Linked DNA regions of Homo sapiens: region 2 is linked to region 1. Evidence: chromatin loops called from intact Hi-C (ENCODE). Cell type or tissue: endothelial cell of umbilical vein. All regions are shown on one strand. Each heading gives the region's core, and the rest is flanking DNA. Links, peaks and the distances in the headings are about the cores only.

Region 1 (16,749 bases), core at 7,204-15,203:
CCCATCTTTTTATTTTGAAAATTGTCAAACCTACAGAAAGGGCTGGAAGAAGACTAAAATGATTCATCATTTACTAGATTGCTTTCATGTAGATTCAAAATTGCTAATATTTTGTCTCATATTTGCTTTTTCTCCCCTTTCCCTCTCTCCATATATATTTTTTTCATAATACTACTAAGATGCTATTTACCTTTTCACTCTTATTATCTCACAGATATACTGTGTATGTGTGTATGAATATGATGGACATTTGAAAGTAAATTACAGACATTATGGCCCTTCATCCCTAAAGATTCCTGTGTGCATCTCTTAGAAATAAGAACATTCTCTTACATAACCAAAATGCCATTATTACACCTAAGAACCAAATCCAGTTGATTTCATCTTTCCACTATGGTCTCCAATTTATTTATTTATTTGTTTGTTTGTTTGTTTATTATTTTTTTGAGACAGAGTCTCACTCTGTTGCCCAGACTGGAGTGCAGTGGCATGATCTCGGCTCACTGCAATCTTTACCTCCCGGGTTCAAGTGATTCTTGTGCCTCAGCCTCCTGATTAGCTGGGATTACAGGCAGGCGCCACCATGCCCGGCTACTTTTGTATTTTTAGTAGAGGCAGGGTTTCACCATTTTGGCCAGGCTGCTCTCGAACTCCTGACCTCAAGTGATCCACCTGCCTCAGCCTCCCAGAGTGCTGGGATTACAGGCGTGTGCCACTGCGCCCAGCCATATGTCTCTGGTTTAGCCACTTTTCTTCAGGCCACAGTCTTCCTACCCTTCAATAATGCAATCACCTCCTAACCCTAACTGGTTCCTTCTTCAGTCCATGCTCCACACTGAAGCCAGAGTAAGCTTTCTAAAATGCAAATCTGATATGTCACTTCTCTACTTCAGACTTTTCAATGGCTCTACATTACCTTCAAAATAAAGAATAAGCTTTACATGACACACAAAGCCTTCATCATCTAAATTCATCTACAGCAGTACACTCCAGGAGAAATAAAATGTGAACCACGTATGTCATTTTAAATGTTCTATTATCCACATTCTAAAGATTTTAATAAATATAGCTTAAATTAATTTTAAAATACATTTTATTTAACCCAATATATCAAAAATATTATCATAGCAAAAAATACTCAATATAAAAACTATTAATGAAATATCTTACATTATTTTTTTCTAAGTCCCCAAAATCTGTCATGTATTTAACATATACAGCATATCTCAATTCAAATGCTAAATTTTGAAGGGTTAAAGTGAAATGTATTCCTACCAAAACTATAAGGTCATGTTTAACAACAACAACAAAACATTTTATGAGGTTCCAGTTTTTAAATTTGAGTTTATTAAATTACATATAGCTGGAAGTCCTGTCTCTCATTTGCACTAGCCACATTACAAGTGCTCAGCAGCCACATGTACTTAGATGCTACTGAAATAGTAACATATCTAGAGCCGCGGTTCTCAAAGCATGATCCAAGGTCCTCTGGGGGTTCCCTAAAACATTTCCAAGTGGTCTCTGAGGTCAAAACAATTTGAATAATAATACTACAAATCTATTTTCCTTTTTCACATTCATTCTTTCACAAGTATACAGTGGAGTGTTTCAGAGGCTACCCATCATATCACAACAGATTGAATACAGAAGCAGATAAAAGAATCAGCATTCGGGGGCTGGGCGCGGTGTCTCACACCTGTAATCCCAGCGCTTTGGGAGGCTGAGGTGGGTGGATCATGAGGTCAGGAGATCGAGACCAGCCTGGCTAACACGGTGAAACCCCATCTCTACTAAAAATACAAAAAAATTAGCCGGGCGTGGTGGCGGGTGCCTGTAGTCCCAGCTACTTGGGAGGCTGAGGCAGGAGAATGGCGTGAACCCGGGAGGCAGAGCTTGCAGTGAGCCGAGATCACACCACTACACTCCAGCCTGGGTGACAGAGCGAGACTCCGTCTCAAAAAAAAAAAAAAAAAAAAAGAATCAGCATTCTTCTCTTCAGCCAGATATTAGAGAGATTTACCAAAGTCTAAAACAATGACACTCTTTTTCCTAATTGTTTTTGTTTTGGAAAATATAATTATTTTTCATTAAGAAAAGCATTACTTACATTATCATGTAATTGAATAATTATTGTTATTTTTAAACAAATTAATAAATAAAATTTTCTCAATTTTAATTTTTGAAACAGTAATAATTGATAGATGTAACTTTCAAAATCAAAAGCTCTTTGAAGTTCTAAATTTTTAAGAGTGTAAGAGGGCTTTGAGAATAGCTGGTGTAGAACCTGCCTAACTCTCCAGTCTCATGGCTTGTAATTTCCTCTCCTCTCTCTTATATTCGACTTGAACTTCCAGTTCCAGACAAGATGGAGTGGACACACTTTTTCTTATGCCTCCTGTTAACTAACTCTAAAAACCCTGGACATTATATATAAGTCAAACATAGGGAGACTCCGATATGTAGAGAGAAGAAGGCAGAATTGGGAGGGACTTTTGGACTCAAGGAATGACATGGCACCAGGGTGGTATCAGCAGAGATCTACTGGGAAGCCTGAACTTCTAACCTGGGCCAGCAATAATGAGGTACCCCCTTCACCCCATCCCACCTCTCTGCCCTGAAGGTGTCAACAGCTGAATGGGGAACCTGGACCCACCAGTGTGGTATCAAAGGAGGGGTGCTAAACAGAATCTTTCAATAAGATCCAGTCTTTCAACATAAATCCCAAATTTCCAGATGCAATTAAAATCACTGGTAATACCAAGAACCAGGAAAATCTCAATTTGATTGAGAAAAAACCATTAACAGATGCCAACATTGAGATGATAAAGATGTTGAAACCATCTGACAAGAATTTTAAAACAGACAGCCATCATAAACATGCTTTAATGAGCAATTGCAGCATGCTTGAAACAAAAGAACAGAAACACTCAGCAAAGAAATAGAAGGTATAAAGAAGAATCACATGCTTTGCTTGAGCCTTAAAAGAATCACTCACATTTCTGGAACAATCACCCTCACTTTGCTCCTGGGACAAGGCTTCTTCCTCTCTCGGGAACACCCATATCTCTCCTTTTCTCCTCTTTAACTCCTGCTTGACCAAAGGATCAGTCCAGACGTCACTTCTCCTGGGAAGCCTTCCATGGTCTTCCACGGCTTCCATGCCCCTCCCACTCAGAGCTTCCTATACCATAGCACTTACACTCAATGCATATTGTTCTGTCATCTGTCCCTCCCACATCCACCCAATGTAAAGACTTGACAGAAGGGACTATGTCTTATCCCAGGTGCCTGGCATAGTACCTGGCTTATAATAAGCACTCAAATATTTTTTGAATAAATGAATAAATTAATGAATAAATGGAAACTCTTCTGTGGCTCCTCTTCTATTGGATAAAATTAAACTCTGTGGTTTAGCTTTAAACACCCTACACAAACTGTGACACCCGGATCTTTCTGGTACTCGGCTTCCCTTAACACATTCTACTTCTCTGTCATACCAGAAAACACATTGTCCTTTGACAGTACCTTATCTTTCCCCATCACTACATATTGTATGTACTCTTCTATCAGTCTCAAATGTCCTTACTCATTACTATCATCAAAATCGTATTCATTTTTACAGGACCCACTCAGAAACCACCTGTTCATGACCCAGTCTCAGATCTTCTCAGCTGGAAAGGGTCCTGCCCACATCTAGATACAAAGCACTTCATTTAGTCTTTCCTCGTGTTATTTCTCACTTTCTGTTGTGCATTTTTTTTCTTGCTTCTTTGTTTAAATGTGTGTTGTATTATCCCCAAGATTTAAACATTTGGGGTTCAAATAAACTCACATCCTATTCATCTTTGCCTCTGCCACTGTGCACGTAACACAGTCCCTTGTTATTCTCTGAGTTTCAGTTTCTTTTTCTGAGATAATAGAACCTACTTCACAGGGTTTCTGTGAATGTTAAGTAAAATATGCTATTTAAATATTGGCACCATATCTCAATTTTCATACAGTAAGCACTCAAAAACTGTTAGCTACTATCATTGTAAATATGATTATTATTTGAAGAAATAAATAGACTGAGCAAGTCCTGTTACCTCTACTTTGAAACCACTTTTTGAATTCTGCTTGATCTCATCACTGCCAATATGATCACCTGCTCCCAGCCATGATCGTTCTTCTTGCTACGGTCTCCTTCTACTTTCTTATCCCTCAACCTCTATTCTCTACTCAGCAGCCAGCATGATCCTTTTAAAACATAAAGCAGATGATATGACTTCTCTGCTCAAAACCCTCCAGTGGCTTCCCAATCTACAACTAAAAAGGCCCCATGTAGTCTGACCTCCTGCCTCTCCCCACCCCCACTCACTGACACAACCTCATGGCCATCTTGCCCCCTGCCATCTGAGGCTTTCTGCACTTGGCAGCTTTTCATCATAGGGCTTTGCACTTGTCCTTTCCCCTGTGTGGGATAATCTCTCCCAGCTTGGCATACAACCTGCTTCTCCACTTCATTCAAGTGAAGCTGTGCTCTCCACTGTTATTTTTCTAAAAGTAACCACCATATGTAAAATACCAACCATTATTCTCAATATATTTTATGTTTTTCATAGCTCTCAATCCTGAAAACACATGTATATACTTACTGAGATGACATTGTTTACTGTCCTCTTCTGCTAGAATTATAAGCTTCATGAGTGTTTGCTGTATCCCCAGTCTCAAGAACAGTGTCTGGCACATAACAGATGTTCTGGCACATTTCGCGCAGTGTCTGGCACATCATAAGACTTGATGAATGATTGAATGGTGGCTGGAAGCCTCTTCGATGGGGGCTTTAGGAAGAGAAGCAGCATCCTGTTGCACAAAATCGATGACCTATTACTGGTTTTGTGTGAAGAGGAAGTGTGGGATTAATCTACCTAGAAGGGATGAGATGGAAGTGATCTATTTATCTGGACTTAGATGGTATTCCCATTTATCCATTCAGATGAAAATCTGGCTGAAGATAATTCCAGATATGCTCTCCATAGTCAACAGTGTAATACCCTACAGCTAATTTTCCTGGGCTCACTGTGGGCGCCGAAGAAGCCGAACCTCATGGCCTCCTGTGATCTTTGTCCTGGGGCTCCTCCAGGACCTGCTTGGCTGGCCAGGCCTAGGATAGCTTATGTTGATGAAATGCTCCAGAAGTGAAGTCCCAAACCTATCTTCACACTGCCACACTGGCTTCATGACATCCAACTGGAGTAACACGGAGGACTCGGCAGAAGAGTAGGATGATATGATGGAAGGGAAAACTACAGATTCAGGACTTTGGAATTCTGGGTGATTGGGCAAGCCACCTCCCTTCTCTGAGCCTTAGTTTGTCTTTAACTATACCATAAGGGAGTTTAATTAAATGTATCTTTAAAGTTCTCTTCAACAGTGACGTTCTATAGTTATATGAGCTTTGTGTACAAGAGAAATTGGACTAGAGGGTGGGGCAGCCAGGGAGAGAAGCCCAACATGGAGGCGATTGAGCTGAGGCTGAGCAGTAGGACCTCAATAAGGCCAGCAGGTGGCGCCATTGCTGTACCAGGACGCTCAGGCCCACGGTGGGAAAGTTGGATTTTTCCAGAAAGCAGGCAAATTCTTCAGGGCAAGCTGTCCAGCTGTCAGAGGGAACCAGCTGCCCCACCCCACCCCGCAATACACACACAGCCCTTCCTCCCAAAGCATACATACACATTCCAGCAAACTCAGGGTGAGATGCATTGCAGGTTGCTAGGCCTGAAGCTGGAGGTGCATCCAAGTTGCCTTTTCCTCTCCTCCCATATTTCCTAGGAATCTGAACCCTGAACCCACCCCTCCTACTTGATGTCCTAGCTGGGACAGACCCTCACTGGATTACTCTCAAGGCAAGATGTGCAACTAGATGCAAGTGGGCTGGACTTCCCTACTGATTACCATCGTCTTTTGCTCATCATCCTTTGCTCCAACCCTCAAGGCAGCCATCGCCTTTGAGGGAAGACTCTGAACCTCATCATTTCGCCTCCCCTCTGTCCTAGGGAAGAACCTATGATTAGAGGAGTTGGAGAAAAGCAAGAAGGAGATGGGGGTGGAGGAGTGCTGAAGGGAAAGGTCTGGCTTTATGGAGATAAGAATGGAAGAATCAACCTTTGTTTGGCCCCAACTGCCTCTGCCACTGTCGACACACTTGGGAGTGTTTCCTGGAGCTCCTCAGCACTCCCTCCCCAACTTCCTATGGCCTGGTAGGGGTGGGGTGGGGGTTGTTTTGGAAGCTGGGGGGAGGTACATGCTTACAGATTTTTTTTTTAATTAGGCTGCTGTCTTAATCTTGAGGGTGGAAACCAGCCCCCTCCCTGAGTTGGCTGCCAGGTCTCTAGAACAACAGTCCCCACATAGTCCTTCACTGTGTCTACTCTGACCTGGGGGGCTGGGGAGGGGGGTGGCCTGATAATAAAGGGTGCACAGGACATTGCCCCTTCCCTTTGTTTTGCATATTTTGCAGCAGTGATCAGCATGCTCCTCTTCTCAGAAGGGTGTTCATGAAGGGTACAGCTCCTAAGAACCCAACATACCACCCTCCATTTGGAAGCTCCCTGGTACATTCGGGTCTGCCTTTCTACCACTGGAAATGGATGTTTCCTCTCCCCATGGAGGAGAATAGTTGGCAGACTTGGCTAAAGGTCCTTAGCATCCTGGCTGGTGCCTGTGTCTGCTGAGGTGCTCCCTCTTCCCTGGCTGGTCCTCCCCACCACATCACTGCACAGTCTAGCTAGGTCTAATGGAGGGTGTCACTCTTGCATGCAGACACACCCAGCTAAGACAGAGTCACATAACAGATGTGTTTCAGTATCACTTTAATTGCAGTATTTAAACACATCACTTTGTATTCAGAAAAAATATCTACCCAATACTCTCTTCTCTGGAAATTTCTATTTCCAACCGTCATTGAAACCAGGATCCCTGCTCAACCCCTCTGGAAAGAAATCAACAGCAAACAAGGACCTGGGTCACCCACAGAAGAGGCAGCTGGTGATAAGGGTTAGGAGCTGATCTGGGCTATGACCATATGGGGGTGCAGAGCAAGGAAGGGGCTCAGGGTGAGGGAGGCAGAGACAGAAAAGCATCTGTTGGGGGACTGAGGCAACAGCTCAACCCAGGAGTCGGCAGGAGGGAGGAGGAAGCCATGGAGATCAGAGGATAAGGCTAGGATCCAGCCTCAGAGGAAGAGGATTTTTCGGAAGAGTACAGGTGAGAGGCTCAGCTCCAAGACCTGGTCCCATGGTCCTGCCTACTTTGATCCAGAGGGAGAAAAAGGAGCCCAAAAAGAGTTTCTGTGTGGCCCCAGAGAGACTAGAACTGAGCTGTTTGTCCTAAAACTTGGGAGGCCTGTTCTAGGCTCCAGCCAGAAAACTGTGCAGGACTCTGCAAATGGTAGAGGGGGCACATGGAGCTCAGTGGAACTTAGAGAACAAGGGAGGAGCTGGTGACCAAGTCCACAGTGTCTTGGAGGAGAGATGAGGGAAGTGGTTCAAGGCAACACGTTTTTCTGGCTATATCATTACAAGAGAGCAGGTGCAAAAGGTTACTTTGGTTTCCTCAAAGTAGAGAAAGAAAATACAGGGAAGAAACGGTAAAAATCAAAGCTTCCTGGGAGAAAATTGTAGCCTAGAAAAGCTCATCTTTCCCCTGGGGGTTCCTGTATTGCGGCAGAGAGGAGGGGGTAGGGGAAGGGGGTCCTGTGTGAGTGCTGCAAGGCCATCGATTGTTCCTGGGAGCTTCTCCAGACCTTGGCTTTCCCCCGTCACACGTTTACCCAAAGAAGACCAGAGTCTGGCTCCAGGGAGCCGAATGTGTAAAGGACAGGAGTTTACCTGCCCCTCCTCAAGGTGTAGGGCCCCAAGAACAGCCTCTGAGGTGTGTGCAGTGGGGAAGGGTTGGGCGTAAGAGATGTCACCTCCAGCATGGGGGTAGCACGTGGTCAGATGCAGAGAGGGGTGCTCTCTCGGACACTGCCCAGCCTTGCCCCACCTAGCCGAGTCACAATTCGGTATCAGCCACCACGTGTTGTCTTGCTGAATGGCCGTTTCTGGAGGTGGCCTGGCCGGTCCCGTTTTCCTGAGCCCCTCGGTTCACACTGGCCTTTCCCTGAGCCTCAGGGGAGGTCCCAGGTCCTGAGCTATAGCCCTGGCCTCCACCGTTTTCCGTGTAATAAGGGTCTTCGCCCTAGACAGTGTATAAATAAAGTAGCATTATCTGGTAAGCAGGGCTGTGAGACACTGGATGGGAGAGGGGCCCAAACAGGAAGTGGGGGCAGGGGTGGGAGAAGGGGGAGGGGGAGGTGGGAGGAAGGATCGGAGGGAGGGTGCAGCTGCATGTGCAGACTCCTTTCTTCCTGAAGAGTGGTCAGGGTTCCAGCTCCTAGAGGAGAAAGGACATAGGAGAGGCACCACACCATGCCACCGCAGCTCGGCAGCCAGCTCCCGCAGGAAAACGGGCAGTTCCAAGAAGGGTGGGATGACCTCCCCAGGGTAGGGGACAGGCCAGAGGCCAAGATTCAGACCTCAGCCTTGTCCTCCCTCATCCAGAATGGCAAATGGGGATTCTCCTTCCGTATACCTCCTTTTGAGCAAGGGGGCACCCACTGGGCATTTAACACGGTTGCAAATACAGTGTGGCTGATTAAACAGCCTGTTCTGGTGGCCCCAAGCTGAACTATCCCAGAAAACATAATGAATAGATGACACGAATCATCTGCTACCACACCGAGTAGGTGGGCTGGCACCATTACTGTCCCCTCCCCAGTTTGCTACATAATATTTTGAATCTTCCACCGATTACTGTGTGTGCACACATGCATATCTTTATGTAAGCTCACAGAAGGGCTTTTTCTAGTATTTCTCCTCCTGCTCCATGACATCCACTGAACTCCCCAGAAACCCACTATCTTCCTCATTTCCTTTACCCTGGCCCCCAGAACTGACCAGCCTTTCTCCTGTGGGGCTCCAGCTGCGGCGATTCATCAGGAAATAGCCAGTGATGCCCAAGACAGCCAGCAGGGCTCCCGAGGTGACCAGTGCAATCAGGGTCTTTTGGGAATAGCTCTGGTGGCTTGCAACATCTTGCTCAGTGAAATCTAGGATCCCCAGCTTGAAAAGAAGACAAAGAAGATACAGCCTGTCACTTGCCAAAAGTGGAGCCCAGCCCGCTCCAGCCCTCTGTGTGTGACTCAACAGTGAACAGATGCTTGAGGGCATTGACCTCAGGAATTTTTGAAATGGGATTTGAGACTGACGTCTCTTAATTCAGTCATACCCCACCATTTTTGGTTCAAGACTAGAAAGGAGAAGACTCAGAGAAGGATGGTAGGTAGAACTGGGGAAGATAATGACTTCCCCCCTTACTCCAGGGAGCCCCCCTGCCCCGGCATTCCCTCTCAGGCCCATCATCTCAGAGGACTTACCTTTTTCAGGTCAGATTGGTGCTTTTTCATAAGTTGGAGTTTGCTGGAAATTTCTAGAATTAGAAACAAGGGTTGCTAAATCTAAAGAGAAACCAGCTTATCCTGCTCCACCCTCCCATGCTGTTCTAGAAGATGCTCTGATGGCCAGGGTGGTCCATCTCGGGGGGACCGCTCCCAAAGCCAGCCAAGTCCTTCTCCCCAGCACCTGTGGTCTCTCTGGATCTAAGATGCCCCATCTCCACCCAGGATTCTCTAACCTCAGCCCTACTCCTTCCCTGTTCCCCCAGGCAGAGGTGCACCTTACCTGTTCTGTTGGCCAAGACCAGCAGTAGACACTGAGGCCTCACCTCAGACTGGGCAAGGAGCAGGGAGCATACCTGGGCCCCAGCATCAGCATCAGCCTGCTCCTCCCCACACAGCACTCGGGCCAGGCCCTCTCCCCTGTCCTTCTTAAACTCCGCCTGGGAAGACAGAGAAACATGGAGAGCAAGAGATGAAATTACTGCTCTGCCCTAAACTGCACCCAGAGTCTCTGATTACAGTCATACTCTTACCCCGTCCGCAAGAAGGATCCTTGTTTCTAAAATTCCAACAGAAAAAAAAAAAACTGCTAACTGTATATGTGCAACAACACAATAAGAAAAAAACCTAAATAATCTCCCAGGACCAAAATCCATATCTTCTAGTATCTAAGATGTTAGAGAACAAACTTAAAAAAATTGTCTCGTTGAAGCATTGCCCATGTACACATATGCAAATTAAACTCAAAAGAAATGGCCAAAAACAGAAAATATTAATAATGCAATAATAACTAAGAGAAAATATTCTGTTTCAAGATTACAGCAGTCCCCAATGATGGAAGAAAAGCCAAGGGAGGTGAGGAGGAGAGAACAAATCTATAATATACACTCAGTGGAAACCTCAGTGGCCTCCTCCCTCTTTCTACCCAAAGGAGTCTCAAAAAGTGCATTGCTCAAACTGAAATGGCATTTTTGTCTCGTCTTCCATCTCTGTTTTCCATTAAAAGCATGGAACCCAGTTTTAATGAAGTTCATAGATTTTTCTTCAGGTTGCTGACTGGGCCATCAGACCCAGGAATTTGGACTCAGAAGAAAAACTCTGATAATTCTTCAATAGTGAGTCAGAATTTATTCCAGCAGCCTCCAATCAGAGTGTCCTCCTCCCCTGAACAGGAAAGGAATTGAAACTAAGACTTTCTCTTCAGTCCGGATGGCAGATGGCAGAGAAGGAAATGCCTGAACAGCCCTGACAACTTTCCTGTTAGGGGAAAACTGCTGGGGTGTGTGACCATCATCAGAACTGGGTCTCTGTGGAGGAGAAAGCTTCCTGTTTGCGGGCAGGGCCGCTGCTTGCAACAAGGCCACAGGGTCCTCCCAGTTGGAATGGAGCCTGGGTATTTTCCCACTGCTGTGACCCAAGGCAGGAAAACCCAGGCTCCTTTGCTCCTACACAAAGCAAGGTCAAGATTGGCCTCAGGACCCAGCTGGAATTTGAAGCAGCTGAGGGAAAACAACTGGGCTTGGATAAGGCCAGGAGAGTGTGGTTAGCCAAACTCCAGGTCACAGAGACACGAGCCCAAACTGGAGCCTCAAAAAACCCCCAGGAAACAAGGCTACAGAGAAATGAGTTCTCAGGCCACTGCTGCTTCATTCCTCAGGAAAAGGAGCAATTCTGCAGGTCTCCCAGTAAGTCCTTGGATAGACGTTCTAACTCTGGAAAAATCCGTTTTTCTGAACAGCATTTGAACTAAGTAGTCTGAATGCCACACTGAACCAATCAACAGTCTCCACCTCTCTAAACCCAGTTGTCTCAGGGGAGCCTTACATGGCTTCCCCTTGAGCACCCCCGCTCCCCAGCACCGAGAGTCTGGATGAGGAGGAGGGGGTTTCTTGCCTGGATGACTCTGGGCTTCTGAAGTATCTCCAGTTGAAATAGGTCTGCTTCCCAAGAGAGGCAGAGGGACAGGGCTCCTGCAGGTTGTAAACTAGCCAAACCAAATGGCACCTTCCTCCACCTGCTGAGTGCAAGAAGCCACACCTTGACAATGTATCAAGCCCTGAATATAGGACACTGCGTGAAAGCCTCTGTGCAAGTGTCATGTGTATGTGTGTTGTATTCATGTGTCATGTGTAGGGGGGTGGGGATTGGGAGGTATCTATGAATTCCACCTTGTCAAAGCTTTCAGTTTGCATGTACGGCAATTAAAATGATGGATGCCAACCAGGCGCGGTGACTCATGCCTGTCATCCTAGCACTTTGGGAGGCTGAGGTGGGAGGATTACTTCAGCCCAGGAATTCGAGACCAGCCTGGGCAACACAGGGAAACCCTATCTCTATAAAAAATTTAGAAATTCAACCGGGTGTGGTGGCATGCACTTATAGTACCAGCTACTTGGGGGGCTGAGGTGGGAGGGTCTCTCCACCCTGAGAGGTTGAGTCCACTGTACTCCACCCTGGGTGACAGAGACCCTGGCTCAAAAATAAAGAAATAAAAAATAAAGTAACAGATGCCTATGATATCCAGGCACAGTTCTGAGTGCTTTCCATATATTAACTCATTTAGGCCTCACACGACCTACGAGATTGGTAGAGTTATTCTACTAATTTTGTAGATGAAGAAATGGAGGCGTGAAGAGACTCCAGAGGCCAGAGCTACTGCCATGGTAAGCACCATAAGAAAGGTACAACCAAAGTGCTATGGACATACTAAGGAGCGTGAGGACACGTCTGGTTAAGGTTAGCAGACACATGTCACTATAGGCCTTGAAGAATGGCTGGAGGGTGAGCAGAGGAAGCCAGTGGGGAAGAGCATTTGGAACTGAGGCCCCACCTCCAGGAAGCCCAAGATGGGGACAGCATGCATTATTCCACAACCCTCATTTCAAAGAGAATGAAGAACACTACCTTCTCCCTGGTATTCACTATCCTTCAAGACTCAACTCAGTTTCTACCTCCTCAATGAAGCTGGTCCTACCTTCAACCAGACTGGGCATCAATCCTTACTCTGCTCTTTACTGGATTCTTTGCAAGTCATGCAACTAGTCTGAGTGTCATGTTCCTCAGCTGTACACTAGGTTGTTGTGGTGACTAAATAGATATTGTATGAAAGTGTCCAGTTGGGTGCAGTGGCTCATGCCTGTAATCCCAGCACTTTGGGAGGCCGAGATGGACAAATCAGATGAGGCCAAGGGTTCGAGACCAGCCTGGCCAAAATGGTGAAACTTTGTCTCTTCTAAAAAATGCAAAAATTAGCTGGGCATGGTGGTGGGCATCTGTAATCCCAGCTACTCGGCAGGCTGAGGCACGAGAATCGCTTGAACCCAGGAGACAGAGGTTGCAGTGAACTGAGATCACAACACTACACTCTGCACTCCGGCCTGGGCAACAGAGCAAGACTCTGTCTCAAAAAAAAAAAAGTGTCCAATGTGGTGTTGAGAATCTAGTGGGCACTAGATAAATAGCAGCTGCTACTATCATTATTAATAATAGTAATACCTTATATACCATATCATCTAGAGTCTACATATTGATCATATTCTATGCATTGTTATTGTCATTTTTCTGTGACTAGATTGTAAGACTCCTAAGTGTGTGTTGGGGGGAGTGCACATTATAGCATTTACAACCCAGACTGCATGAACCGTGGCACCAAACAAAAGAACTCAGGGAATTGTTGTTCAACTTAACATCCCAACCAGTTGGCCTCCACACAGGGTCCCTCCACCCCTTGCACAGTTTCTTGGACTAGATTCAAGGGAATAATAGCGGCCAGCCTCCCACTCTGGAATCCAACCGCATCAGTGAATTGTGTTTGGGCCCCAAGAGGAGCAGGTGGATCCTGAACAAAGCACAATGCTTCTCCGGACACTTGGAATAAACATCCTCCCCCAAGAGAGGCTGTGGGCAAACATCACGGGAGAGTGGGCAGGAGGAAGACACAGCCTCACCATTTTGTTCATGAGAATCAGATTTACAAGCTCCTAACTACATCAGCTCACACATGTTTCTCTGCAAACACAATAAACCCATCTAACCTCTCTAGAGTAGCATTCTCAAACTTTGCAAAGACTCTTAACATCAAGCATTGCAATGGGGACGGAGATGGGGGTGAGGGAGGGACAGGTATTTTTCTAATGACCTTTAAGATATTTAAGATATTAAGATCCTAGAACGCTGAGATTCTAGGATCAATCATCTCCCCCAACCCCTTTTAATATAATTTTATCTATTTTGGTGTGAGTTTGACAATGCAGGTGAAAACGCTATTTTCACATAGAAAATGGAATAATGAAGGGACCTGTTTCAAGTCACCTAACAAGTGGGGGCAGCTAACGAAGGATGAGAAGTGAGATCGTTTCCAGATTGCAGGCTTTTTCCAGTAGACACACCATCTTCATAAATCCTTCATCTGTAACTTATGTTTTCCGCATGGAAACTGACCTTTAGTGCAAGCTGGAGGCAGCCTGCCTCAGATGAAGTCAATGTGAATAAGAGTAAAGTGAGCTAGCTGAGTAATTACAAACTCTGCATATAAACAGATGTGGTACTAAAGATAGGTATACAAATTGGCGGACAAAGGACTTGACTAGACTTTTCCCCAAAGAAGATATACAAATGGCCAACAAACACATGAAAGAGGCTCAACATCACTAATCATCAGGGAAATGCAAATCAAAACCACCATGAAATACCACCGCATACCCATTAGGATGGCTGCTATTTTAAAAACCCAGAAAATAACACGTGTTGATGAGGATGAGAAGAAATTGGAACCCTTGTACCCTACTGGTGGGAATGTAAAACGGTCTGGTGGTTCCTCAAAAATTCAAAAATAGAATTCCCATGTGGTCCAGCCATTTCACTTTTGGATATATCCCCAAAAGGACTCAAATCAGGTTGCCAAGGAGATATTTGTACACTTATGTTAAAAGCAGTATTATTCACATTAGCCTAAAGGGGAAAAAGCCCAAGTGTCCATCAACAGATGAATGGAGAAGCAAAACAAGGTTTACACTTACAATGGAATATCATTCATCCTTAAAAAGGAAGGAAATTCTGACACGTGCTACAACATGGTTGGACTTTAAAGACATTATACTGAGTGAAATCAACCAGTCACATAACAAGACAAACACTATGACTCTACTCATATGAGGTACCTAGAGTAGGCAAAGTCATAGGAACATAGGAACAGAAAGTTGCCAGGGTCTGGGGAGAGCAGGGAGTTGTTTCATGGGTACACAGTTTCAGTGATGGAAGATGCAGACAGTTCTAGAGATTGGTTGTACAATAATGTGAACGTACTTACTACTACTCAATGGTACCCTTAAAAGTGGTTAAGGTGATGACTTATGTTATGTATATTTTACCACAATTAAAAATATTTTGGTGGGTTTCTCTGGACAAATGGGTGTAGCATAATAGTATAAAGTAATCTTACATTTTGGAAACTATTTGGGGAACCACAACCACAAAAACTAAATTAAGCTGACACTGCTGCCAAAAGAATGACAGTTAGACTCAGGAAGACACATCCTACTAATGAGGGTGCTGAGATATGGTAAAAGGTGTTTGAGATGAGAGTGGTATCACCTTCCCTTCCCCTGGCTGCCTAGAGATGATGGCTGGGGAGCAAAAAAAAAAGAGTGATTGGGATAGACATGTCTACAGAATGCACATACAGAAGACACGCCTACAGAATCCACATAGGGTGAGCTAACATATTGGTACTCACTATGTGTCAGTGCAGAATGAGTGTCTGGATAGCTAGACTCATGCACATATATTCCTGTTATGGGCATATATTAGATGAGGAGCATACCAACATACATCAAGGATGTGATGCTCGGGGAAACCAAATCCTTCCTGCTCTTCACCAGGGTATTAGGTAGGGCCTGAGGCTCCCAACATTAGAACCAATACCTTAAGGCCCTCTGACACCGAAAGTACAAATCCAACCTAAGGAAAATTAGGAGGCTCTGCAGCATTCGCAGCTTTTGGAACAGATTGTTTATCAGACAAGCAGGGAGTAGGGACCAAGGAAAGGTCATCTTGGACATAATCGGGAGCTGTGGCTAAACATTTTGGAACAGGATAGCAAGCTGAGGATAAATTACCTTGGGGAGTAGCAGGAGGCTTTGCCGCATGGGGGCTGAGGATGAGGAGCCCTCAGGAAGAAAGGGGATCAACACTGGTGGAGAGACCAGGGGAACAAAAGCACTCATATGAGCTGCCACAGAGTTGCTTTATGAAGGGGCAGTGTGGATGGAAGTCTTCTTTGGCATAGGAACTGGAGGGGAGCTGCTCTCTTTTCACATCCCCACTCACAGATACTACCTCAATCTTAGAGGAACATGCAGAGACCTTCTCAGCTGTGGCACGAAGTAGGCCAGACAGCAAAGACCACAGCAGAGTTAGGAGGAATTATTTCTAAAAGAGCAGTAAGTTTCTGGCACTTTTCTCATACAGTGACCCAAGTTACATGTGAGCTTTGAAGAGCAACAGAAAGGCAAAGGCTCTGCAGTTAACTCTAAATTCCAGGCACAAAGAATTAGCATTCTGGCACATACCTGTGTGATACACAGCAAAATGTATGCTCCACCAAGTCGATGGGGTTGCAGGGGGAAAGATCGTCATTTTCCTTGGCTACAACTAGCAAAGAACTTGACAATTTTTTTTCTAATGAGTTGAGTTGAAAATCAGCATCAGAAACATGCTGCATGTTACTTGTACATTGTATGTTCATGTTTAAGTTAACTATTTTGCAGACTGCATTTAGTTATTCTACTATGCAAACTCATGTCTTCACTATTTCTGTTGTTTTTAGATGTCCTAAGTTAAATTCTTTCAGGTATAATTTTTACAAATTTGTAAGTCAGAGAGACCCAACTGATGATCGTAGTAAAACTACCGAGTTAGAATGGAAAAAATAAGTAATTTAAGCCCTCTACAGGCTGCGATCTTTCCAGTCTATGCATGCCAGCACATCACATATGTGATTCCCTTAGATGGATCCCCAACTTGTAAGAAAATGTTTTCTTCTGTAAGTAAATACCACTCTTTCCTTCACCTCATCCTTCCTCCAGAGCCATGTTACTGTTAGGAAATTAGATTTACTGAAACAAAGCAAGGTCTGCCAGAATCATTTAAAATAACACAATTCCCTGTACATTCTTTCCAATGCAGTAAGACATGAAACTGAAACAAGAGGCATAACTACTAAACAGGAGGAGAAAAGCAATATATTGTAGTAGATAACAAGATAGCTTACC
Region 2 (16,749 bases), core at 4,506-12,505, 52 kb after region 1:
TTGGTTAGTATAGAAAATGCTGTTAGTACATTTTTTTTTTTTTTGAGACAGGATCTTGCTCTGTCACCCAGGCTGGAGTGCAGTGGTACCATCTCAGGTCACTGCAATCTCCACCTCCCAGGTTCAAAGAATTCTTCTGCCTCAGCCTCCTGAGAAGCTGGGACTACAGGTGTGCACCACTGCGCCTGGCTAATTTTTGCATTTTTGGTAGAGACAGGGTCTCACCATGTTGGCCAGACTGGTCTCAAACTCCTGGCCTCAGGTGATCCACCCACCTCAGCCTCCCAGAGTGCTGGGATTACAGGCGTGAGCCACCACACCTGGCCAGTTTTCTAGTATTTTGTCTTGAATTCTGTATCTCTGCTTATTAATGGGTTGATATGTGATTTTTCTTTCTTACTGTCCTAGTATGCTTTTGCTTTAAAGTTCTATTAGCCTGGTAAAATAAGTGGTTAGTATTTCTTCTTTGTCTATTATCTGGAAGTATTTATATAAATTGGAATTACTTGTTCCTTGACTGTTTTACAGAACTCACCACTAAAATGTCTGAGTCTTGGGTGAGAATGTATCTGTGTGGGTAAATTTTTATCCTTATTCAACTTATTTAATAATTATAGCAACATGCAGATTTTCTATTTATTTTTTAGTCAGTTTTGATGTGTAATATTTTCTCTTTGATCTGTTTTCAAACTTTAAAGTACATAATTGTTCATACTAGTCTCGGTATTTAAAACTATCTTGTATATCTACAGTTATGAGTTATTTTCAAATTCCAATATTTATTATTTTCCTTCTTTCTTTTTTAAAAAAATTAAGGAAGGAGGCCACCTCTCTTATTGTCTCATACCTCAGAAAAAGAAAGAGGAAGTAAAAGTTAAAGAAAGGCAAAAATGAGATCAATAAACAGCCCTGTGCTGCACCCCAGACCTGGTCTAGTAGTTAAAAATCAACCCCTGACCTAACCACTTGTATTATCTATAGATTCCAGGCATTGTATGAGAAAGCACTGTGAAACTTTCTGTTCTGTTCTGTCTTGATTACTGATGCATGCAGCCCCAGCCACGTACCCCATGCTTGCTCAATCAATCATGACCCTTTCACATGGACTCCCTTAGAGCTGTAAGCCCTTAAAAGGGGCAGGCATTTCTCTCTTGGGGAGCTCTGTTTTTTGGATGCAAGTCTGCTGAAGCTCCTGGCTGAATAAAGCCACTTCCTTCTTTAACCCAGTGTCTGAGGGGTTTTGTCCACAGCTCATCCTCCTGCAAAATCAATCTAGTTACAAAGTGTCAGTCTTTAAAATCTCAAAACATCAACTTTTGGCTTTGTTCTCTTTGTGCATTCTGTTGTTCTTTTTGCAATTTCTTAAGACATTTAACTCATTAATTTCCATTCTTATTTTCTAATATAAATATTTAAGTCTGCAAAATCGCCACCAATATCTCCTTTTCTGTGTTACACATAATTGGATATGTAGTATTTTACTACCATTTAAGCTTACGTTTTTTCCAATTTCCACCTTGATTTATTCTTCAGTACATGGATTTTTTAGAAGCATTTTTAAATTTTCAAAAATCTTGGATTTGTTATCTTTGTAAAGAAACCACTTAGCTCCATTTTGGTCAGAATAGATAGTGTCTATGATATGACAACTTTCCTACTTACAGAGACTTGTTTAATAAACTAATAATACATGTTGATAAGTGTTCCTTTACTTGAGCAGATGTACATTTGCCAGTTGGTAGTTTCAGAGTACTATATACAGCTACTGGAATAAATATTGATTATATCACTTAAATCTACTGGTAGCTGATTGACTGCTTAATCTATTAATGTAATATTGTTGTGATTGATTGCATTAAAATCTTTCACTAAGTATATAGATTTTTGTTGTTTTCTTTTCATAGTTCTATCAATTTTGCTTTGTATGTTTGAAACTATATTATTAGGTATAGAATGGGATAGAATTAAAACAATATTTAATTATATTAATCTTCAGTAAGCTTTTTGCATTAAAGTCGATCTTGTTTGATATTAATATAAATACATGAGTTTTTTTCTATCAGTATTTGCCTGAATTACTAACTTGCCTCTTACTTTTGACATTTCTGCATCTTGTGTCTTTACATTTAAGATGGGTCTTTTGTAAACAGTATTAAGCTGACTTTTTATTTTAATCATCTCTATCGTTTAATTGGTAGGTTTTTAGTCTACTTACAATTATTATAATTATTTATTCATTTAGATTTATTTCTATCATTGTATTTCATGTTTCCTATTTGTCCTACTTTTAAAAACTCTTTTTTCTTTATTTTCATTTTTTTAGATAGGTCATTTTTCTTAATTCAATTTTTTTCCTCTTATACTAATTTGGAAGTTCAGTGTTCTATTTCAATTATTTGAGAGGTTAGACTTAAACTTTTAGCAGTATATTAATCTTAACAAAGTCTAAGATTAATACCTTCATTTTTTTCAAACATTCAAGGATTTCCCCTTTTGTGTTACAGGATATTGTATTCTGTTAATTGAAATCTATTTTCATTCATTTTTCATCAGCAAATATTTATTGAGTGCTTACTGTATGCCAACACTGTCATAGTAGCACACAATACATCAGTAAACAAAATCTTCCAAAATAAGAATTCTTAACCCCCACCCTTATAAGGTCAGCCTATAGTTAAGAGTTCTAGGGGAACTTTTTTTGTCCCTACTCCACCACACCCCCAAAGTCCAGATGCAAAAAGAAAAATTTCCTTGTGATTTATCTTTATATAAACTGTCAGAAATAAAAGTGGAAATAAACAATTAAATAGCACATACATACACATTTGTAAAATATGTATAGATATATGTATATGTGTGCATATCCATGCACGCATATAAACAAAGATTTTATCAGAATATATCCCTGTGTACTTTAAAGACTCCTATTTGTCACAAAGCTGATTATCAAAAATAAAAGGAAAAAAAAGCAGAAAAAGAAAAAAAGCATACCTTCTCCTCATTTCCCCTGTCTACATCAGCCACATTCCTCTCTTTTTACAAATTCTTTTGGCATTTACCTCCATATTTATTTTAAAAACATGCTTATATTACTACTTCCTGATTTTTTCTATTTCTGTCATTACAAGTAAATTCCCGAGGTTGGCAGAGGAGGTTTAGCTGTTTTGCTTTACCTCCTCCATTATACCATTTACTCTCCTGCCCCACAAGGTTAATTCCAGGGATGACAATACGTGGTTCATTTTGCACAGTTATATCCTAATACTGATGTGGACAATCTTTATTTCGCATCTACTATTTTAAAATTATACAAACTCTATAGGTGAACAAAGTAACTTAAATATTTTCTGCCTTTTCTGAACTATTTTTTTATTTTCCCTGCTAATAAACATAGTCTTGAGTTTTTACTTGGTGTGGGTTTTGTTCATCTATATAGCTGAGTGCTTGATAAGTCTTTTGTCTCTGGAAACACATAACTGGCCATTTGGGGGTGTTAAAAGAAAAACTTTAGACAAATTCAATTTAGCAGAGTTTATGTATTTATTTATTTATTTTCAGACAGAGTCTTGCTCTGTCACCCAGGCTAGAGTGCAGTGACATGATCTCGGCTCACTGCAACCTCCGCCTCCCGGGTTCAAGTGATTCTCCTGCCTCAGCCTCTTAAGTAGCTGGGATTACAGGTGCATGCCACTGCACTGGGCTATTTTTTTTTTTTATTTTTTGGTATTTTTAGTAGAGACGGGGTTTCACCAGGTTGGTCAGGCTGGTCTCGAACTCCTGACCTCGTGATCCGCCCGCCTCGGTCTCCCAGTGTGCTGAGTTACAGGCGTGAGCCACTGTGCCCGGCCAGCAGAGTTTGTTTAAGCAAGAGTGATTCACGAATCAGGCAGTAGCTAGAATCAATAGAGGTTCAGAGAGCTCCACTCAGCAAAGTGGAGCTCTCTGAAAGTGGAGCTCTTTATAGACAGGAGGAAGTGACACACAGAGACAGCTTGCTTGGATACAGCATGGCATTTGCTGTATTTGAACATGGTCTGATTAGCTGGCAGCCTGTGACTATTATTTGTTATAAGAATACTCTTAAGGTGGTTTGCCATTTGTGTACACGCTGAGGTTGCAGTTTGCTATGTAAAAATTCAAAATACAGAGGCAGCTTAGGCCAAATTTAATTGAATTTAATAAGGGAAAATATCTTGAACTATTTTGTTGTCTGGGTATTGGACTTTCTGAACTAGCCCTCTGGCTTTCTTTTCTTTTCAATAATATTTTCCATCTTGTGTTTTTACTCTATCCTGGGTGATTTTCAACTCTTTTATTACGTTTTGTTTTCTGAATGTTGTTTCTTTTTTTTGTTTTTTGTTTTTGGCATTCTGGTTTTTTTTTTTTTTTGTAATATCTTTTCTTCTCTCATTCCTTTGAGAAAAGATATTAGTATCTTTCCACATCTCTGTGAGAATATTAATGATAGTTCTTTTAAAAAATGTTTTTTCTCCCTGCATAGTCTCCATTTTTTCTAAGTTGCTTTACCACCCTGTTTACATGTTTGTTTGATTTGGTTTATATGTATCATGATAGAGGCTTTCTTTGATATCTGATGGCCCTTGAGTGTCTGTTCATATTTACTGGCTATGGGAGCACCAGTGACCTGATTGGTGAGGCTCTGAGAGTGAGGGTTTGGGTTGCAGCTGAGACATATCTTTGGGGAACTCCTTGGCATCAGTAGCTTTGGATCTTTCCTCTTGTGTTTGTCAGAGGCTCCAGGAAGTTTTCCATTCTCCTGTCTGGGATGTTTAGTGCTAGCTGCATATGTCCTGGGAACTAGTGAGAGAACAGGCTAAGGATCTCAGCATTCAACTGATGTTCTGTTTTCAGAATTATGCACCTGTCCTAAGCAGACGCTGATGTCTGGCAGTCTAGTGATTCTTACATCCTTCAGTGACTAGATCTCTGGTCATTTTTCTGCATTTGGGAAGGGACAGTTACCTATGGTATGGGAGGAGGAACAAGTAGGAGGTGGGTGGAAATGTGGAGATTAACTGTTTCTTAAAATGACCTGCAATCAATTATTTCATTTTTAACTTTAACTTTACCTTCACTTCCTAGAGGTTCCTCCTGCCAGTTCTAAGCTTTTGGGAGATTTTAAAATTAAAGGTCTGTTTTTGTTTGTTTGTTTGTTTGTTTTAGCTTTCCCCAGTACAGGATTAGGATTCAGCCTTCTACAGTTCTTCTAAGTCAGTTACTGCTCTTCCATATGTTTTTAAGCTTCCAATGTTTTACCATTACTGATCTGTCCTGCACCTCTTTATTCTTGTGAAAAAATTTTCTTTGCTCCCATTTTAGTGGGGTTTCAGAAAGGCATAACAGTAAATGATAAAATAATCCTTTGTATGCATCCAGAAGTAGCATGCATTTTTTCTGATTCTCCTTCAGTGAGTAAGTATGGTTCTTCAGTAAGTGTGGCCCTATGGTTCCACCAATAGTGCTCTCCAGAGGTCTTGGTTCAGGTACCACAGAAAAAAGGCCTTCTTTCTTTTCCTCTTTGTTATGGTTTAAATCAAAACTTCTATTTGACCAATTAAAAAAATTCCTCTGGACAGCTTGGCATGGAGCACGGATTTATAAATCTGATTTCTTGTTCCTTTAGGGATTTCTTTTACTTTTTTGTGAGCTCAGCTTTGTATTTAAAAGGATGGATGTCTCTCAGGACTGGCAATGGTTACTTAGGCAGATAATGTCATATTTATCCATTCATTTTACAAGCAGTATTTAACCCTATATATACCCTGTGCTTGAAGGTATGGAGAGATATGTCCCTGTTGTACATGTGCCCAAGAGGACTAGAGAATTGAACAGAATAAAGCAGATTTGAGCAGTGTCCCTAATTGAGCACAAGAGGGTCGCCAACCCAAGGTGTTGGAGAGAACCACGAAGTAACATATAAGGAAGGGCACGCCCACAGGTTATGGTCAAAGGAGGCTTGGAAACATGGCAGGAATTGGATCACTGGAAGGAGACATTTTAATTTGACACACACACAAAATGGAGAGTTAATGTTTCCTGAACCTGAAGCTGTTATGATCAAATAGTGTTTCACCAGAGAATTTTGAGAGCTTTATATATTGACCATGAGACAAGGAGGGACAGGGATGACTAGAGATAGAGAAACCAGCTAGGAACAACCACAATAGTCCATGGACCAACTGTGGCTTTCACACTCATTTTTTTTTTCTTTTTGGGAGAAAGATAATTTATAAAGGTCTCAACTATTTCAAATGTGTGTGTTGGTTTTTTTTTAATTTGATTTAGGATTCAAACTTTACTTCAATATCAGAGGACTCTGAAGTTCTCTTAGAAACATTATCTAGAGTCATTTGCTTGCCAAATATTTCTAAGTAGCAACAACAAAAACAATTAAATTCTTTGTAGTTAAAAGGCCTTTCTAGATGTGAAAAAGAACATTTGCTCATAATACCATTTAATTCTACTTTCAGTCTGTGACCTCAGGCATCCTGAGACATCCAAATCCAATTTATTCTGGAAAATGTTTTAGATTTCAAAATTTCAGATAACTAGAGCCTATATTTCATTTTTTTAAAATTTGCATACTCTTTTAAAGTTTAACACAAGAAAATCAAAGAAGCCATAATTACTGTAAATAAAAAAATAAAAATGCATTTTTTAAAACCCCAAGAAATTTCCCCAAATTTCACTAAAACACTGTCATTAATCTATGTATTAATCCATAAAGATTTCTGAAAGGTATAAAGGATTTAAAATGTCAATTACATTTAATTCTCATTAGTTCTAATTAGTGAGTACAGACAAATACTACCTTCAAAAATACCATTTTTTTAATATCCAATACAAATTAGGTTGTCTTTTTACCGGCTTATACATTTTTTTTTATTTATTATCCTTTCTCAAAACGCTTTTTCACTCTCAACCTTCTTTTTAGTGATTGGGTTTTTGTTCATATACTTTCTTCACAGGCTTTTCCACTTTTTTAGAAAGCATTTTCACTTAACAATGTGGAGAAGATGACAATGATAACACACAGGTTTAAACAACACAACAAGCAATGCAAGCAAAATAGAAGCCATCTTACAGGCAAAGCAGCTAGATCCAACTACAGGGCACCCTATACCCTCCTGCCCAAACTTGTGTTCAAATTATAAGTTTTCACTGGCCCCAGCATGCAGATATTTTATAGCAGGTTTTCAATTAGGGTACTGCATGTGGGATAAAAATGGACGCAAGCCATTACAGGGAATATTTGCAGAGTGAGAATTCAGGTAGTAAGGGTTATCTATATTGTGCTCTGTGCGTCCACTGTCTTCTCTAAAAAAAACTAGGTGAAAAAAATTTTAATTAACAAAATATATACAAACAAAATACAAAAACACAAAAAGGAAGACAAATTATTATATTTATTTTCTTATGGTTTGCATTCTTTCTTCTGATCAGACAACAAATCCCTTTGTGGAAGTGACCTCATTTTACAATTCAGTCCAACAAATGATGCTGGCCGCCCACGTGGTGCCAGGCACAGCGCCAGGCACTGGAGGCAGGGAGCTACTTATGACGCAGATGGAGCACCAAGGCTGAGCTTGTCAGCTTGCTCCGGAAAATGTTTGTTTCCTCCCAGTTTCCATGTCTGGATGCCTTGTATCTGCCGCTAGGTAACTGGGTTATTTCTCCACAGCACTCCCCTCTCCAAACAAAAGCTTTCCCCAACCATAACCAGCAAGACAAAATAGCAATCTGGTCGTTTATGTTGATATTCACCCAAAACGTGGTCATTAAAATAAGAGCATCAATTTTTACGTCGCTATTAATTACTTATCATTGTTTATAATGCTTATATATTTTAGAGCGAAATATAAAGAAATAAAAACAGGGAAGTGCAAACTGAGTATCTACCTCCCATTAAACTTCAACTTTAGTTCTAACCATTTCTTTATCTAACCCAGTTTTTCTTATTTTGTAAAAACAACCTTTAAAGTGTCCAGTGCCACAAAATCCTAGCTTTTCAGAGTTTCAGAAACTAGAGTCTCTTTCTCTCTCTGCTTCAGGGCTTCTGATAGTTCTTGGGTCAAAAGCCTGTAGTTATTTACGTATACTTACTAGAGAAAGGGCATTCTATTTTACTGTTTGCTGCCATGAATAGACTCTGACGCATTTTAACTGGCCGGCTAGACTTTCAGAGGAAATCTGGCTTTAAGCTTTCAGAAGAGACCTTCCTCTTTCTTTTTCTTTCATAGTTAGAAGAGGAGTCCGGGCACGGTGGCTCACGCGTGTAATCCCAGCACTTTGGGAGGCCGAGGCCGGTGGATCACCTGAGGCCAGGAGTTGGAGACCAGCCTGGGCAACATGGTGAAACCCCGTCTCTACTAAAAATATAAAAATTAGCTGGGCGTGATGGCGCACGCCTGTAATTCCAGCTACTCGGGAGGCTGAGGCAGGAGAATTGCTTGAACCCGGGAGGCGGAGCTTGCAGTGAGCCGAGATCTCGCCAGTGCACTCCAACCTGGGTGACAGAGTGAGACTCCATCTCAAAAAAAAAAAAAAAAAAAAAAAAAAAGGAAAGAGCAGGAAGACAATGGCAAGCACTGAGAAGCACTTATATACACAGTCAGGGCAAAGATTTCTTGCAGTAGTCAGGGTCAGACTGGCTTCTTCCCCTCCTTGCCCTTGAGACAGAGTCACCCAGGCTGGAGTGCAGTGGCGCGATCTCAGCTCCCTGCAACCTCCGCCTCCTGGGTTCAAGAGATTCTCGTGCCTCAGCCTCCCAAGTAGCTGGGATTACAGACGTGCGCCACCACACCTAGCTAGTTTTTGTTTTTTTAGTAGAGGTGGGGTTTTGCCATGTTGCCCAGGCTGATCTGGAACTCCTGAGCTCAAGGGGATCCAGCCCGCCTCGGCCTCCCGAAGTGTTGGGATTACAGGCGTGAGCCACCGTGCCCCACCCCTCCTTGCCTTTTAAAGCCCTTAAGTGCAGTATTTATTGAGGAGGCAATTTGTATATATATATGTATATATATACAGACTCCCCATACCAGTGATCCCTAGAAATATATCACGTCACATTTGTCATTTAAAACTTAATAGTAGCCACATTTTAAACAGTTACCAAAAAAGGGTGAGAAGGGGGATGGTAGGGACTGGGCGAGGTGGCTCACCCCTGTAATCCCAGCACTTTGGGAGGCCGAAGTAGGTGGATCACTTAAGGTCAGGAGTTCGAGACCAGCCTGGCCAACACAGCAAAACCCTGTCTCTGCTAAAAATACAAAAATTCTCCTGGCTGGTGGCGTGCACCTGTAATTCCAGCTACTGAGATACAGAAGGCTGAGGTGAAAGAATCACTTGAACCTGGGAGGTGGAAGTTGCAGTGAGCCAAAATCACTGCCACTGCACTCCAGCCTGGGTGACTCTGTCTCAGAGTCTTAGCGTGAAACCCTTTCTTAAAAAAAAAAAAAAAAAAAAAAAGGTAAAAAAAGGACAAATTAATTTTAATAATATAACTTTATATAACTTAATACACTTAAAATACTGTATTTCAATATGCAATCAATCTAAAAAATATTGAGATATTTTAGATTTATTTCTCCTTACTAAATGTACTTTACACTTAGAGCTCACCAAATGCAGAAGCTCAATTTTTACAGGAAATAATTGAGTTGAAGTGTATGATTTTATAAAATTTACAGTTGGAAAACTATATTCACATACATAAGGTGTTCCAAATATACTTAAAATGTTTTCCGTTAAATGAAAAAACATTCTCCTTTAATATTTGCGTCCATATGTACAAAACTGGTCCAGCTTTTTTTCTTTTAACCATAATTGCTTTAAAGTCAATTTAAAGCAAAAGCTATCAGTTTCAAAACTATCAAAGTTAATTTATTAACTCTTGTGCGAACTCGGCATTATTAATATTGACTCAAAATGATATTGATAGATTGAAAAGCAACTGTTTATAAGTATCCACAATGAGTTCTTTACACTTTTTCTTGCGGTTTTGGTAGCCAATTTAAGTAATGCTATCCATTACAATTACAATCTTCTGCATATTGACTCATATAAGAAAATAATAAAGATTGTTATTATTGATTAAATTATGAAAAGTTTTAATTTCATTTTAAAATCTTGTATCTGTCCAGAGAGGCCACAGATAAGCATTACCTTTCCTTGGAGTTTCAAGTTTAGCTTATTTATATGCAGTGTGATATCACTGTGAAAACTTAAATCACATCGCCATCTTTTGTCTTTGATTTTTGAATATTTGGCAATTTTTCTTTATTTTCAAAAAATATTGGATTGGAATTAACAGTACAGTAAATCTTCGTAAAATTCTTTCACGACTCAACCAAAGAGCACTGTCAAAGAAGGCATGAGGTCATTGAACTCATTGTCTTCTATTTCTTTCAACAGTTCTATAAACTTGTGATGATTCATTGCACCTGCATGTATGCACTGAATGATTTTAACAATGTATCCAGGACACATTTCATGGAGTTTGTTTCAGAAAATGAGCATAAATATTTTTAAGATGTATCATACAGTGAAACAAAGAAGTAAAGAAAATATCAGTCCCTTTAGAAAAATTCCAGTAAGTCCGATTTTTAGCTTAACATAGATGGAAAACTGTTTGTTGTGTTAGAAGCTAATTTTTTAATAACTAGCTGAAATTCTTCAACAGATGTAAAATATTGAAAAATACTCATGCCATGAGTTTAATATTTTAGGCCACGAATAGACAATAATTATTAGTAAATTAATAAGTTGTTAGGGACAAAATATACCCAAAGCATTAATTTGGCAGTGTATTTTATATCTCATGATTTATCAAAAGCTAAAAACAACAACCACAAAATTTGCAGTTTTTTAGATTTTGAATCAGCTGATCTCTGTTGTAGTTAAAGAGATCTGGTATTTTATAAGCAATTTTTTGGTGGCTTAGTTGAATTTCTTACTTTTGTGAAATATCTTTTTTGTCTTTATCTCATAATTTTCTTAAAAAATTATATAACTGAAATAGTTTTTTTTATTATCCTTCCATGTAAAAAATGTGTGTGTGTGTATGTATATGTAAGAACCAAAGCAAAATTATATTTGGCCAAAGTGACAAGCTGGGACCTGTAAAAAGTCTTAATTTTTTCTTAGATATGTAATTCTAATTTCAGGTAATACATTCCATTGGTTCTTTTTTGAATGTTGAGAGAAAATTTATCAAATTCACTATGTAGTTGCCAAAAAATCTCAATATTTTTGTACTTTATTATACTTAAATAAATTTTATACAACAGCTTTCTCATTTTGCGCATTAGCAAATTGCAGTGCTATTCATTGTGAAATTTGCAATATACTTTTTCCAGTCTCTCTTTCTTTCTTTTTTTTCAGTTCCCATCATAGTACTAGCTTCTGCACCTCCATGCAATTCTGCATCAGTAACATGTCTTAATTTGAATTTTAAAATTTATCCATACTTTTTTTTAACCAGACAAATAATTTAAATGTTACAATTACAGTAATAATATTTTCATTTCATTACCGGCTATGATTTATATAGTGTCACTCTAACTTTTTGTGTCTACATAAAATATTCAAATAAGCATATTATAATGTTACATCACTATATAGCAAACAATTATTTAAACTGGATCAATACGTGGACATCAACTAAATTAATGATGCATTTACATCTAATACTAGAAACAATGCATGTGCTCTACATATACAGTATAATACAATAACATCTTTTTTTTTTTTTTTTGAGACAGAGTCTTGCTCTGTTGCCCAGGCTGGAGTGTAGTGGTGCAATCTTGGCTCACTGCAAGCTCTGCCTCCTGGCTTCACACCATTCTCCCACCTCAGCCTCCCGTGTAGCTGGGACTACAGGCGCCCGCCACCACACCCAGCTAATTTTTTGTATTTTTAGTAGAGATGAGGTTTCACTGTGTTAGCCAGGATGGTCTCAATTTCCTGACTTCATGATCCGCCTGCCTCGGCCTCCCAAAGTGCTAGGATTACTGGCGTGAGCCACCGAAATGTTAACCTACAAAGGGATCAAGCTATGTTATTGGAAAACTCTTTTACACAGTTTCAGCTTTTAAATGTAAATTAATTACAATTATGTAAAATAAAAAATTTAGTACCACAATGGAACTATCCATATTTCAAGTGCTCAATAGCCATATGGTAGCTAGTGTTTACCATATTGGATACTGCAGCTTCTAATTATGTGGTAACTAGACCTGGTAGACACCTAGCTCAGTCCCTCAGTCAGGGATTTTGATTCCATTTCCTTGAGTGAATATTTAAAAACACACATGAACAGATATTTTAAAAATATGATTAAGCTATTATTTATCGTGACTCCTCTAAATAAGGATGTAATAAAATCACAATGTAAACTAAGAATAAAAAAAATCTCAACTTGCAGAAATCTAGCTTTCATACTTTCCACATTATTTTTTATAACATAGTATATTGAATAAGATTTCCATGTAAACCATTAAGCACAATGTCTGGAACATAAGAAGTCACATGCTTGTTTGTTTTTTCACTATGTCATCTGATTGCTAATGATTTTGAGCCAAAAAAGGTGGTGGCTGTTGTCCATTTGTTGATGCTGCTGGGGATGAGGGGATTGATGCTGCCCCGGGAGATTGATGGTTGAGAGCCAAGACTGGACTTCTAAGACAGCAGATGTCTCCACCCTCAACCTCTCCCCCAACCCATAAACCCATCTCCTGACTGCCAGGGTGTCTGGGGCTTGCTCACCACATGGGCTTAGCATCTTAAGCTGGTGTCTTCCTGCTAGGCCCCCTCTTCTCTGACCATATATATAGAGAAAGCTGGCCACTGAGTGGAGGGCCTTGCTCAAGGGCAAGCTTGTGGGGAAGAGCAGACTAAGCCTTCATTCAGTGTTTTTTTCAGAAGTAAGGAAGGGAGATCTCCTTCCTCTGCCCCCAATCCCTGTGTATCAGAATGTCCTGCAGAGGGTCAGGGAAGGGACTGCATAGCTTTACTCCCCTGGTCCTAAGGATTACCTTAGGACCTTACCTTAAGGAGAAGCCTCGAGCCCTTCTCCCATAATCACAGCGGTTTCTACCCTGGCTAGTTGTGCCTATTAAAGATTTTTATATGCTCTAGGTTACTGAAGTTTGAGTAAGGCAGTCTCTACAGGAAGCAAAATTAAGGATTTTCCAATATTTTGCATTTGGGGAGGATACCTCATCCCACCTTAAAATTGGTAAGTGTACTATTCAACTTTTGAATACTGGACTTCTAAACATTGTCAGGATACAGTGTTATCATAAATGAGGAAAAGGAAGTTTTAAGAGTAAACATCGGTATTTATTGAGAGCTTACCATATCCTAAATATCTCATTAATCCTCAAAGCAAAATTTATTGAGGTTGCTTTTATCTCCAGTTTGGGGATGATGAACCAGAGGCAGCAAGAAGATAAATAACTTTCCCAAGGACATACAACTATAAAGGGTGGAGTGAAGATTCAAACCTAGGCAGTCTGACTCTAGATTTGAGTTCTTTGCTCTTACACACATGTGTGACATGTATCTATATAAAATATCCCTAGCTTGGTGAAGTAGGAATAATAGTTTAATTATATGCTAGGCTCATGCCTATAATCCTAGCATTTTGGGAGGCCGAGGTGGGTGGAACGCTTGAGCCCAGGAGTTCGAGACCAGCCTGGGCAACATGGCGAAACCCTGTCTCTACAAAAATTACAAAAATTAGTAGGGCGTGGTGGCATGCACTGGTAGCCCCAGCTACTCGGGAGGCTGAGGAGGGAGGATCACTTGAGCCTGGGAGGTCACGGCTGCAGTGGACAGTGATCGTGGCACTGTGCTCCAGCCTGGACAACAGAGTGAGACTCTATCTGAAAACAAACAAACAAAATCCCTATTATTATTATTATTTTTACTTTTAAGCCTTTCTGAAAAGAAATCTTAAATATCTATACAGTGCTTTACTTACGTTTGCTTATAATGCTGATCCAATATTTTTGTTGTTGTTGCTATTGTTTAATTAATTTAACTTTCTTCAATTGAGGTTTAAAAATTGTCCTGTCTCCTACTTTAGAAAGGACTCAAGATTAAGACATAGGGCAAGATAAGATAATTAACAGTAAAGTTCTGCAGACTACATCTGAAGGAACAAGAGAGAGTGGCAATGAGGCGCTGAAATCAAACTGATTGGCACACGTGGGCAATAAACTGACTGTAAGCTTTCTGGCAGCCAAAGCAAAAACTAAACATGTTGGATTGCATAGTTTTTGTTTCCTGACAATAAGATGGATAAAATTCAGCTGCAGACAACTTAAGTAGGAATTGATTGCATGAGGCTTTAATAAAGGGAATTCAACAACAACATGGAAAATATTTAACCCAGGTTTTTATGAGACACAGAAGAGTCATTCAGATACTTGGTTGTCATATTGTTCTTAAATAAGAGCAGATGCCCTTACATACTAACTTGATACTTGTTAAATCGTCTCTCTAAGGCTGTAAAAACATAATGCTGTGTTTTTTTTTAAGACCTAAAATCATGATTAGAACTTGGAGATTCTCTGATGGGTAATTTATGTGCAATTCTCTCAAATACCAGATTCTTTAACAATCACTGGTCGCATGCTAAATACCTGTAAATAATGAGCAAATCCTCTAAACAATACAGATTTTTCCGGTGTTTATGAGAGCTGTAAGCTTTAGATGTAAGATAGCAAAGAAATAAATATGTCATTGTGTGTTGGAATGTTAAGACCTCAACTTGTAATCCTGACCAGACAGACTGACCACTTCAGGTCCTACACCCATGTGATATGTATCTATATAAAACATCCCTAGCAGGGTGAAGTAGGAATAATAGTTTAATTATATGCTAGGCACTGTTTGAAAATATTATCCACATTTTTCAGATGAGATAACAGAGGCTTAGAAAATTAGAAAGTTAAAGGTCCTATGCAAGCAGCCTGACTTCAATGCCACTGTTCTTCCCAGAGCACAATACTGATACCCAGAGAGGCCTAAGAATTCTAGTCCAAACTACTTGGGAAAATGTGACTTTAGTCTGACAAGTCATTGGGTTTGATGTTCCCACCTGTGTACACCTTCTCAAAGAGAACTTCTCTATTGTTCTGTTGGTGTTTTTCTGAAGAAGGCATCTATTAGATGCCACAAATAAGTAAAAGGGTGAAAAAGTAACTTAAATAGCAGAATAATTCAATTTAACTAGTTGCAGAAGATTGTCTGAAACTGCCCTTTTAAATGTGGGTGAATGATTACTTGTTTCTATGATTTAATTATGGCATAATTAACATTATTAATGTTCCTTCTGGCAATAGCTGAACTACAAATTCAATTGCTCCTTAAGACCTCTCTTGACAAAGACAATAAAACAATGCTCCTGGTTCAAAGGAGAAAGGCTGGCCTTCCTGTTTCCTATGGCAGAGACACATGCACCAGCAAAATTAGTTTTCTTAGTACTAGAAAGATTTAAAAAGAAGCAGTGCTAGGTCAATGCCCCATGCAAGGCCATTTAAAGTTGGTTCTGTATCTGCTATGAGAATCTGACTAGTCTAACATTGCTGGTTTGTAGAGTTGCTAAAGAAACAGGAGGCTAGCCTGGGTCTGTATTATGTATTAAATGATGTTATGTTACCAGGTGCCCTTGATGATTTCACAATGTGGAGGAAATGTATTCTTTAATAGAGCTTTGTTTCTATACAAAGCACTTTGTAGTAGTAGCAGTAGGAATAGAAAAGTGGGTGTAGATAGGAAGTCAAATTACTGGACTGAGGGACCATAATGATTGGGGGCTACGGAAAGAAACAAAAAGGACAGGGATTTTAAAATTCAGCAGCTCGGGTGATGCCGTAATCAGCAGCAGTAGGAAAGGTAAGAACCAGGTAGGTTTGGATGGTAGAGGGTAAGGAAACTTGTATATAAATCTATTTGAAAGTGGATGGTTGGGTTCAGCAAAGGTCCTAAAAAATTAACAGACACCCTGCCTTCCTTGTTTGGGACCTATGCCGTCCGTTACTATTCCCTATTAATATTGACACAATATCAAGAGTTCCCTAACAGTCTGATAAAGGTCTGAAGGAGGCAAAAGAGCTGACACTGCCATCTCAAAACCTGATCCAATTTATAGAACCAATACCAGGTTATCCATCCATCTATTCTTCCATCCATTCAGGTTCATTCATACTCAACTAACAGGTGTTTATATGAGCCAGGCACTGCAGGCTAGATACTGGGGATGAAATGGCTAATAGTGCAAGTTGCTTATAGTCTTATTGGAGAGACACATGAAAATGGGCAGTAACACCAGTATGCAATGATGGGGAATAGAAGACAGAGCATTATGCAAGCACATAGGAGCATCTAACTCAGCTCAGGTAAGTCAGAGAAACCTGCCTGGAAGAGGTGATGTCCAAGTGAAGACCCAAAGGATGGAGAAGGGATGGTCAGGTGAAGTGGTGAGGTAGGAGCCTTCCAGGCAGAGCTGTAAGCAGTCAGCAAGGTTGGAGCATAAAGGGTGAAGTGAGGTGTAGTGATAGTTTGGATGAAAGAAGTAAACAGGCAAGATCGTAAAGCACCTTGCCTTATTCAACTGTTTGGACTTGATTCTAAGAGCAGTGTGTGCTGTTTACTAAAGGATTAGATCCATATCTCTCCCTTAAGTTGGAGGGATGGTGTGGGCTTGGGTAGAGCTTCGAGTAC

The links. A loop is a pair of places that touch in the nucleus more often than their neighbours do. Peaks named below come from ENCODE experiments on the same cell type or tissue, not always from the same donor. Only the 100,000 strongest peaks of a DNase experiment are listed, where the experiment ranks them.
Region 2: a loop joins it to region 1, with 5 times the contacts of the local background. A loop is called at or near these places in 9 of 110 quality-filtered maps.

What each region holds. Positions count from the first base shown.
Region 1 is chr1:207,879,704-207,896,452 of GRCh38, forward strand. CD34 (CD34 molecule) reads right to left here. Exons shown (of 8, transcript NM_001025109.2): 5 at 9,762-9,918; 6 at 9,458-9,510; 7 at 8,979-9,143; 8 at 1,269-8,220. The coding sequence ends at 8,035. Among named protein-coding and RNA genes, the nearest start is that of CD34, 23 kb to the right of the region's middle. In endothelial cell of umbilical vein, for the core only: a CTCF peak has its summit at 9,062; DNase peaks (open chromatin) are centred at 10,828, 11,618 and 13,258; H3K27ac peaks cover 4,188 bases.
Region 2 is chr1:207,934,289-207,951,037 of GRCh38, forward strand. No RefSeq gene overlaps it. Among named protein-coding and RNA genes, the nearest start is that of LINC02767, 16 kb to the right of the region's middle. In endothelial cell of umbilical vein, for the core only: no CTCF peak of the experiment used is centred there; DNase peaks (open chromatin) are centred at 7,563, 8,163 and 10,473; H3K27ac peaks cover 4,215 bases.